Regions from separate parts of the Homo sapiens genome. Here region 2 is linked to region 1. The links are chromatin loops, found by intact Hi-C in ENCODE. Cell type or tissue: A673. All regions are shown on one strand. Each heading gives the region's core, and the rest is flanking DNA. Links, peaks and the distances in the headings are about the cores only.

What was found. Peaks named below come from ENCODE experiments on the same cell type or tissue, not always from the same donor. Only the 100,000 strongest peaks of a DNase experiment are listed, where the experiment ranks them.
Region 2: a loop joins it to region 1, with 10 times the contacts of the local background. A loop is called at or near these places in 1 of 110 quality-filtered maps.

Annotation. Positions count from the first base shown.
Region 1 is chr18:70,703,364-70,708,756 of GRCh38, forward strand. No RefSeq gene overlaps it. Among named protein-coding and RNA genes, the nearest start is that of GTSCR1, 55 kb to the left of the region's middle. In A673, for the core only: no CTCF peak of the experiment used is centred there; DNase peaks (open chromatin) are centred at 2,668 and 2,858; H3K27ac peaks cover 4,486 bases.
Region 2 is chr18:70,551,290-70,556,682 of GRCh38, forward strand. No RefSeq gene overlaps it. Among named protein-coding and RNA genes, the nearest start is that of GTSCR1, 97 kb to the right of the region's middle. In A673, for the core only: no CTCF peak of the experiment used is centred there; DNase peaks (open chromatin) are centred at 492, 2,142, 2,552 and 2,852; H3K4me3 peaks cover 1,393 bases; H3K27ac peaks cover 4,381 bases.

The DNA.
Region 1 (5,393 bases), core at 282-5,281:
AGATCTCATTATGAGATTCTTTATTTTTTAATTAATTAATTTTTTTATTATTACACTTTAAGTTCTAGGGTACACGTGCACAATGTGCAAGTTTGTTACAAATGTATACATGTGCCATGTTGGTGTGCTGCACCCATTAACTCATCATTAGGTATATCTCCTAATGCTATCCCTCCCCCCTCCCCCCACCTCACAACAGGCCCCAGGGTGTGATGTCCCCCTTCCTGTGTCCAAGTGTTCTCATTGTTCAATTCCCACCTATGAGTGAGAACATGTGATGTTTGGTTTTTTGTCCTTGCGATAGTTTGCTGAGAATGATTCTTAACTGAGTCACATTTCCAAAAAACAACCTTTTCCCAAATAACGTCACAATCTGAGGTGCTGTGTACACAGATCTTTTGAGGTCCACCATTTCAACCCACTACAACCACCTCTCCAAAGGCCCAGAACTAGGTAGTGGTATAGTTGCATTAGACTCAGTTTCCAGTACCCAAGTTGAGGACAGCTGAAAATTGCCCTGCACACTGCACCGTAAGATGTGCTCTGGCAAAGGGGAGGAGTGTAGTTGATCTCATATTGGCAAGACCTCAGCTGTGATTCATTTTAATTATTCACTAATATATGTGTTCTGAAATACACTGCTATGATCTGAATGTTGTGCCCCTGTACTCCCATTCATATGTTGAAATCTAATTACAAATGTGATGATATTAAGAGATGGAGCCTTTGGGAAGTAATTAGATTATGAAGCTGGAACCCACATGAATGGGATTAGTTTCCTTGTAAAGGAGGCCTCAGAAAGCTGCCCTGTCCTCTCCAGACACTGAATTTACCTTGATCTTGGACTTCCCACCCTTTAGAGCTGTGAGAAATATATTTCTATTATTTATAAGCCACTCAGTTGATAGTAGTTCATCATAGCAGCCTAAGCAGACTGAGACACACACAGAATTGGAAAAAGAGAAGTGTGTAATGAAAGTTGTTGAGATTCTGTCCTGACTGATGCTCCTAAATCCTTTCTATACTATTTGGCCCAATTATCTTTGTAGATATATTTCCCCCCAGGAAAGAATCAATAGATACTCTGCTCTGTTTCAATTTCTTCCCGTATTACTTATATGTTTTCTTTCTATCTATAAAAAAATAAGATTGGGTTTTCTGAAATATATTTTTTATTCCTGTGAGAATCAGTTTTTCTACACCACAGACACAAATCAGAACTAATTCACAGCAGATGTGAGCATTCATAAGGAGAAGTATGTTTTATATTTCCTGCATGAAAGTATAGTGAAGGTTCAGGACATGCGTGAAGGCCCATTGTGTTGAAGTAAGGGTGTTTCTTCTATGTTCCTCCCCACTTTTCAGGTGAGGAACTAAAGTTCAAATCAATCAGAAAGATAACTGAGCAGATGTGTATCTGGTCAGGGATCTGGGTCCTGATCTCTGTGTTGCCAAAGTATATACTCTTTCCTACATCTTCTTTACATTAATACATCCTGATTTGTTGTAATAACTAGACAGAAGTAGAAATAACAGCACAACGTATATGCAACTGGTGGCAGCAACAATCTATCAGAATGGTCAATAATGATCATATCAGCTTTGGTACAGAGTTGCACCTGTGTACACCTTGGGTTGGAGCCTCAGGGTCAGGAAGGCAACAAAAATGGATCTAGACAGGAGCCATGACAGTCTCTGCAGTAACCAGTCTCAGCTGAGTGTTCACCAGTACACGTGTGAGGAAGGATGGAAAGTTAATCCTGCTGCACAGTTTTTTATATTGGGTTCTTTTCTATGCATTTGCTTACTTAATTGAATATCTATTAAACAAATTGTAACCTTTCTGCAGTTCCATCAATCTTGGTTCTTCTAAATAATCATGTTCCTGGCTTTATAAATACTCAAGCCATAAGAATTTGCTACTAAAAGGGTAGCCTGAAAAGGGGAAGGCAACCAAAATAGGTGTTACTCACCTAGCGCACTGAATGCTTGATAAAGCGCAAAGTTGCAGAAGCAACTATTGTACTAAGGATTTCATTTGTACTTCCTTCTATATTATTTTAAAAAGAATTAGAGACTGTTTTGTTTATCTTGTTAGTCAAAATTACATAAACCTTTAAATTTGCAGTTTGTAAATGCTATGACAAATTCAAATATAAATCTTAGTCTAGTAATAATTCTTTAATGTATTTTTCATAATTCTATTACAAAAAAGAGATAGGTAAAAATAACAAATACTATAATTATGTTGAATTATTACAAAGACTGTTATGTCCTAATACTGCTTATTCTCTTCATATCCAAATTATGTAATAAAATGATTGCGTTCTGTGTTATGAAACTGTGAACTCTTTGAGAACTGTAAACTTAACAAGTTTCCTCAAATAACTTTGACTCTTTCAGACAGGCCCTCCAAGAGCATCTGTTGAATTAATGTTGTAGCAAATGGGAAGGTAAAATGTGCTTGCGTGTGTTAATGACATGTTATTATTGTCTTCCCTGCAGAGAAATTGTAATGAGCAGTTGCACCTATTGGCTGGTGGTTGCTGGAATGCATGCTGCCTGCCCCAAGTCTGGCTGTCTTCTATTTTCATATCTGGACCTCTTTCTGTTTCCTATTGTCTGAGTCTGACCTCTGGTTTTAAAATCAATCCCTGACCACTAGCTCAATATTTCAGATCAAAATAGCTCTGCCAATTGTTCTCTAATCTTATACTTTAGCTCTAAGTCCTTCCTTCCTTCCTTCCTTCCTTCCTTCCTTCCTTCCTTCCTTCCTTCCTTCCTTCCTTCTTTCCTTCCTTCCTTCCATCCATCCATCCATCCATCAGTACATATTAGTTAAGAGGTTACTGGGTGATACTTTGGCTAGATGTTAGAGAAGCAAGACAAATAAAACTTTTCTCATGGAGTTTACAATCGAGTGGGCAAGATCAGATCAGACATTGACTGTGGAACAGTAAGGATAAAGAGTGTTAAAAATGTGGACCTGCAGGATGTTGTGGGAGTGCAACACAGTAGGAGCTTGCCTTACCTGACGTTTCAGGACAGCAATCTCTGGAGAAATGATATTCCAGAAACCTGATGTATGTGTTGGATACAGCCAAAGTAAAGATAAGGGCTAGTGTGTTTTAGCCAGAGTAATGCATGGACAGGCACTGATATTGCCTGGGTATGTTTGACGAACAGAAAATAGACCAGCATGACTGAAGGGCAGAGACCTAGGGGGCTCAGGGATAGGGGGAGTTACTGCTTGTAGAAACGGTTTAGGGCTTGGCAATAAGAAATCTTTGAATAATTTTAAGGTGAGAAGAGGCATGGTCAGTGAGGCAGATGCTGTCTCTTTGTCCAGCTCTAAGCTCACATGCAGCTGAGATGGACTATTTCCAGACTCACTGGCCACTTCCAATTTCAAGCACCCTCATCCCTCAGCCTTCCTACCTGAGAGTTTTCTTTTGGTGCCAGCACATCTTGCTCAGCTGTCACGCGAGCTATAGCAAGTATTAGGCATTTGAAGTCATGACCATCGGTTTTCAGCAAAAAATGAGTTAGCAGAATTTTTCTTCCTTCAGTGGGAAAATTCTGAGAAATTTTGACATGGTCCTTCAGAATGCCCTAGGGGGATTAAGCCTCTGTTGTGATCAGAGTCACCTGTTTATTAGCTTCTCCATTTCTCTGGCCTACTTCCTCTACTGTTTCACTTGTGCTTCTTGGATAATATCCTAAATAAACTACCTGCACGGAAGTCCTTATCTCAGGATTTTCTATTTAAGGAACTCAAACTAAGAGGGATAATACCAGAAGTTATATTAAAAAGCAGATTCTAAGAATGGGGTTCCAATTGGAGGACTCACTGGTCATATAGCAACAAAAACTATTGCTAGTGATGGCGAGTGGGGGTAGTGATAATCCCTGGAGCTTGGAGCATCATATTTACTCAGTCTCCCCTGTGGTGAATTGGGTTGAGGTAAAGATTGAAGCTGAACCATTAACTTATGCAACAACTTTTATACTTGAACACATATGGGAGCAATGCTAATTATATGGGTTGTGGAGTTGTCTGGCATGTGTTCACATCTCTAGAATCCTTGATGAAAGAAAATAACAGGCTCAGATCCATAACTATCATCCAGGGCACACTTTAAGAACTGGAAAATGTTCTGTAGCCACAGGACAGACTATATTAAAAAAATATAACAGGAGACGAAAATGTAAAAGAAGATGGAATGCACAATCTGGTAGGTCTCTTATGCAAAAATCAGGGTCCTAATACTTCATTATTCTCAGAGTCCTAATACTTTATTATAATCTATTACTTTAAGATATTAGGGAGCTCAGTTTTGTAACGGAATCTCTCCTTAATAATATTTGGTTCTTAAGATTCTGAGACCTAGAATGGGAACTTTTGAGGGGGGATGCACGGTAATATTAAGGCCCCAAAGTCTTATGAGCTCTCTGGATAGGCACAAGTGGCTTCCTTGCCCTTGTTAAAGGTTAAATGTCCACTAGAGTGAAACTCCACAAATAATGGTGCTCCCATTCCTCAGTGAGACCATTCTATATATATATATTTTTTTGAGACAGAGTTTTGCTCTTGTTGACCAGGCTGGGGTGCAATGGTGCAATCTCGGCTCACTGCAACCTCCGCCTCCTGGGTTCAAATGATTCTCTTGCCTCAGCCTCCCAAGTAGCTGGGATTACAGGCGAGTGCCACCACACCTTGCTGATTTTTATTTTTAGTAGAGATGGGGTTTCACCATGTTGGTCAGGCTGGTCTCGAACTCCTGACCTCAGGTGATCCACCTCGGCCTCCCAAAGTGCTGGGATTACAGGCTTGAGCCACTGTGCCTGGCCAAGACCATTCTAATATGTGTTCTGCATGGTTTCTCAGACAGTGCCCACTGGAACTGAGCTCCATTGCTCATTGTAGTATCCCATTCTGGGCCTGTTGCCACTTCCTGATTCATTTCCCACACCCCCTCACCTGTGCATCCTGTGATCCCTTCCCAAGCAGATTACCTACATCCACGTTTTTTTTTTTTTTTTTTTTGACAGAATCTCGCCCTGTCGTCCAGGCTGGAGGGCAATGGCATGATCTCAGCTCACTGCAGCCTCCGCCTCCCAGGTTCAAACAATTCTCCTGCCTCAGCTTCCTGAGTAGCTGGGGTTATAGGCACTTGCCACCACACCCAGCTAATTTTGTATATATATATATGTGTGTGTGTGTGTGTGTGTGTGTGTGTGTATATATATATGTATATATATGTATATGTATATATGTATATATATATGTATATATATACATATATATATATATATTTTTTTTTTAAATAGTGACGGTTTCACCATGTTGGCCAGGCTGGTCTTGAACTCCTGACCTAGTGATCCTCCAGCAT
Region 2 (5,393 bases), core at 231-5,230, 150 kb before region 1:
CCTAGAACTTAAAGTATAATAAAAAAAAATCAAAATCAAAAACAGAAAAAAAGTATCTCCATCGCTGTATAACTGAAAGTCTCTCACTCTCAGGCCATGATTTCTTCTTGGTTATTTCATTATATTTTGCAAAAACCTTAATAGTGAGGACTAAATAAAAGTTTATCTGTTTTGGTCCCCTATTGTGAATCTGTCTTATGTTTGAGATTTATTTCCTCAATTAGGCCTTTGAACATTAATATATATCACAGAGCTTAAACACAGCCATGTTAGGCATTTCCATTTAACACAGAGCTTTTAGTGTGGTTCATGATGAATATTTTGCATTTTTCTTTTTTCTAAAGACCTAGGGAATTGTTATATAAGTTGTTAGTAATATGTCTGCAAGAACAAAGCAATATGGCTTAAACAGCTCAAAATCATGCTATGAAAGCTCCACTCTATCCAATTCATACACAATTCAGCAGCATTTTCCTCTGCTTTCCCCTGGGAAAATGTGAAATATGATGCCCTATAGGATTGTAGATTGGTAATGCTAATATTTGTTCTTCCCCAAATTTACTTGCAAGAAGTTAAGAGCATTGGCTTAAGGGTTAGAGGATGAAAATTCTGGGCCCAATTCTGTTGTTTTTTTGCTGTGACCTCAGACAAGTCATACAATTTATTGGAAGCAAAATTTTCTCTTTGAGATGGGTACATCTCAAAGAATGTTGTCATCTACTTAACATTCTCCCAAGTCGTGAAAATCAAAGATAATATTACATGGCACTGTGTTTGAAAATAGGAATCTATGATCATTAGAGAAATGCAAATCAAAACTGCAATGAGATACCATCCCACAACAGTGAGAATGGCTATTATTAAAAAGTTAAAAAATAACAGATACTGGTGAGGTTGCAGAGAAAAAGGAACACTTATACACTGTTGGTGGGAATGTAAATTAGTTCAACCATTGTAGAAAACAGTATGGCAATTCCTCAAAGACCTAAAGATGAACTACCATTTGATCCAGCAATCCCCTTACTGAGTATCTACCCAAAGGAATATAAATAATTCTATCATAAAGACACATGCACATGCATGTTCATTGCAGCACTATTCACAATAGCAAAGATATGGAATCAACCTAAATGCCCATCAATGATAGATTGGATCAAGAAAATGTGGTACATATACACCATGGGATACTGTGCAGCCATAAAAAAGAACGAGATCATGTCTTTTTTAGGAACATAGATGGAGCTGGAGGCTTATCCTTAGCAAACTAATGCAGGAAAAGAAAATCAAATACCACATATTCTTACTTATAAGTGGGAGTTAAATGAGAACACATGGACATATGGAGGGGAACAACACACACTGGGGGCTGTTGGAGGGTGGAGGGAGGGAGGAGAGAGAGGACCAGGAAAAATGACTAATGGGTACTAGGCTTAATACCTGGGTGAAGAAATAATCTGTATGATAAACTTCTATCATACAAGTCTAGCTATGTGACAAACCTGCACTTGTACCCCTGAATTTAAAAGTTTAAAAAATAGAGAGTCCATACACATAATGAAAAATTAATGAGTTGATCTAGAAAAGAGGGTGAATTGGCCGGACACGGTGGCTCACACCTGCAATCCCAGCACTTTGGGAGGCTGAGGCGGGCGGATCACGAGGTCAGGAGATCGAGACCATCCTGGCTAACATGGTGAAACTCTGTCTCTACTAAAAATACAACAAATTAGCTGGGCGTGGTGGCAGGCGCCTGTAGTCTCAGCTACTCGGGAGGCTGAGGCAGGACAGTGGCGTGAACCCAGGAGGTGGAGCTTGCAGTGAGCCGAGATCACACCACTGCACTCCAGCCTGGGCGACAGAGCCAGATTCCATCTCAAAAAAACAAAAACAAAAACAAAAAAAGAAGGTGAATTGTTGTATGTAATAAACTGAATATGTTCTCAATTGCCCATAGAGCAATTGCCCACCTCCACCCCAGGTTCATGCCCGTGGTTTCCACACTTCAGTCTAAATTATCCATCTCCTCCTTTAAGAGGTTGATATTCTAGTAGTGCTATAGGGAGTTATATAGTAGTTCGTAAGATACATCAATGCAGCCTAATTGTCAGGGTTACCCAAGAGTTGTAAGTAGTTACTAACAATCGGAAGTCCATGATTTTTACATTTGTATCATTTCCTTCCTGTGGTGAATGTTTTGTTATATCTAAGGTCTGATGAGTCTTGAAGACAAGACTGATGAATTCACAGATTTCTCTATCTGCCCTGATAGTAGAACTCTCTCAAATCTGTACATTGGAGCACCACATTGCTTTGAATTTGAATATTTAATCTTGTAGCATTCTTTTTAATTGAAGTTTTTTAACCTCTCAGCAAAATCTTTAAAAATTTTTATTTTTTTCAGTAAACAAATCTTTATCTGACAAAGGAAATAGCTGGAGACGTACCTTCACAAAACCACCGCCGACGTTCCCCTGACGTGTGCTGCCCCAGTTTTATAAATTAGAAATCTGGTCATCGCAGCTTAGTTTCTAAGCAGTACCAGCTGTCTTCTCTTTCGAACACTGCAAAGATGCTTTGAAGCTGCTTCTGTATTGTTGGCAACATTAGCACAGAAAGATTTGAAGACTGTAATAGCTGGAAAAGGTTACACAGCCTCACATAATTGACTATGGCAATATAAAATATTGCCTGCTCTGTTTAGTAACAAAGTAGATAATGCTTTCTTTGGGATTCGAAGGGAAACAAAGTAAAGCCGAATTGCCTTTGCTGTGAAGCTTCCAGGTTAAAAGCTGCAAATCTGTGCTGTAAAGCGTGTCTTCCCTGGCTGTGTATAGTAAATTACCATCCCATCCTGCTGTGTGGACAATATGTTTCTAGCTTAATGAGTCAGATGCTTTGTGTTTCCTCCTGCTATTTAGTGCAAGGCAAATGGGTGCATAAAAAGAACAGAATCCAGTGGACATCATTGTTTTAGTTTATTTACCTTCAAATAATTCTCAGATAAAATAATTATGTGGATTTTTAAAAATCAAAATCCACAATGTTGTATTTATTTTCTTTGTATAAAGAAAAAATTCAAAATGAATCACAGATAGATAGGAGTTGCTTTGAATTACAGCAGTAATTGTTAATCACATGCTAGCTACCTCATTCACAAGGTCTTAGCAGGTAAATTTTTAGTGAAAAAAAAAGTTCTTTGTTATGGTTACTGTTGCATTATTTAAAATCAAAGGGCAAGTTAGACTTAATCTTACTTTTGCTTTTTGTGGTTTAAGGTTTATTTGTTTGCTGAGGTTTGATAGGCATTTAGGAAAACATCTTTGAAAAGACTGGATCAGTTCTTTCCATATTCATTACTATACCTTTAAAAATGAATGTGACAAGACACTCTTAAAACCATTATGGGAACTCCTCTGAGGAGCTATTAATAATTCAAACATTATTCAAACAATTTTTGCAAGACAAAACCACTGTGGGGCACTTTGGAGGCAGGTATAGGGGCAAAATAAAAATGTTCTTATATTGATATGTAAAACCAAGAATCACAAAATCAAATTCATTCTAAGGTAGAAGATAAACACCACTATTGGCTACTACCAGGCTTTGCAAAAGAACAATAAAAAGACTACTTCCCAGGTATTTTAGAGGTAATAGAAATAAACCTTTAAAGAGAAGGGTAAAATATTTATTGAGGAGTGCTCTGTACACTCTAGAATTACACAGGGCTGGTGACAGTGATTAAATGTTCCATGGCTACATAGAGAGATGCTGAGGTTTTAATGTACAAGATATTGATTACACGATGAATCCCAACAGTTTGTTTCCTGCAGTTGCTTGCAGCATGGGGAGAAATGAAAATAACAAGTACAATTCTGTAGGCTACATTGCATGCAAAATGGAGCAGGTGATGAGCTAATTGAGGGATGAATTTCCTTCTCCCATTCATAAATGTGAGAGTTGCATAATGAGTTAATCTGTCTGAAATGAGGAAGTATAATTATACCATATAATGATTAAAGATGACAATGAAATATTGTGATTTTCAGTTCAGCTTTAAGACTGGCCTCTTATTTGGTTTTCATTAAATATTTCAATGTGCAATGGTACCCACTAGGATTTTCCCCACTGGCGGAATTCAAGTGTATAAATTAGAGAGGGCCCTTAATTAGAGGAAAATATGAAAAAAATTGCATGTCTTAAAATGACTTGATGTTATTTATGATTTCAAAGTTCTTATGTAGATGGATAACATATAGACTACATTAAATTTCAGTTACTCCCTTGATTTTCCTTATCACCTTTTACTTTCTTTATGCTTAACATCAAGCTTTAATTTTATTTAGTTATTTATTGAGACAAGGTGTCGCTCTGTCACCCAGGCTGGGGTACAATGGCACAATCACAGCTCACTGCAGCCACGACCTCCCAGGCTCAGGTGATCCTACCTCAGCCTCCTGAGTAGCTTGGAGTACAGGTGCCTGCCAGCAGCCTGGCTAATTTTTGTATTTTTTGTAGAGACAAGGTTTCACCATGTTGCCCAGGCTGGTCTCGAACTCATGGGCTCTAGCGATCTGCCTGCCTCAGCCTCCAAAAGTGCTAGGATTACAGGCATGATGGCAAGCTATAATTTTAAATATAGTTACCCCCAAGTTAAGAAGCAAATGGTTATGAAGGAAAACAGAAACACAGGATCAGCAGCAGGTGGCTAGATGCAGATCAGAAATTGACTATGAGGAAAAAAGAACTGAGACAGCCTAAAAATGACTGAAACAACTTCCCTATCCATGTGGTTCCAGCTCACTCTGTCCAATATGCTCACGTTTTCATCACATTCCCCACTGACCAGTTTTTGTAAAAGACCAGTCCCTTCACAGGAGTAAAGCAACAGCTGTCCTAGTCCTGTTTTCATTTTCTTTTTTAGTGTTTATAGGAAAATTAATGGAGTCAGTTGCCAAAGGGAGCATCAAAGTTGAGCAGAAAATAAAATAAGACCCTTGTAGAAAGTTCTTGGTAATACTGTTGTTTCCTTTAAAAGCTGTACCTTAGTAGTTGATGAAATGAAAAAGTAAAGTGAAGTTCAAGGGTGAGAGTTTATGGTTAATGAGTTTTGGATGGAATTTTGTCCCAAGGCATTTGTCTCCTTGCATTCCTTTATACAAGAATATGATTAGATATTTTTAGAGATCATAGACTGTATCTATTTTTATATGCAAATATTTTAAATTCAATTTGTTGTGATTTATAGTATTTGAAGTATAGTGTGGCATACATAGTATGGTATAGTATACTGTATACTTGCAAGTATTCATATTGTAGATGGCATGACAATATTATGCTGATTTTTAAAGGTGAGAGCAATGTGAATGCTTTCTTGTGATTACCTACTGGGAATG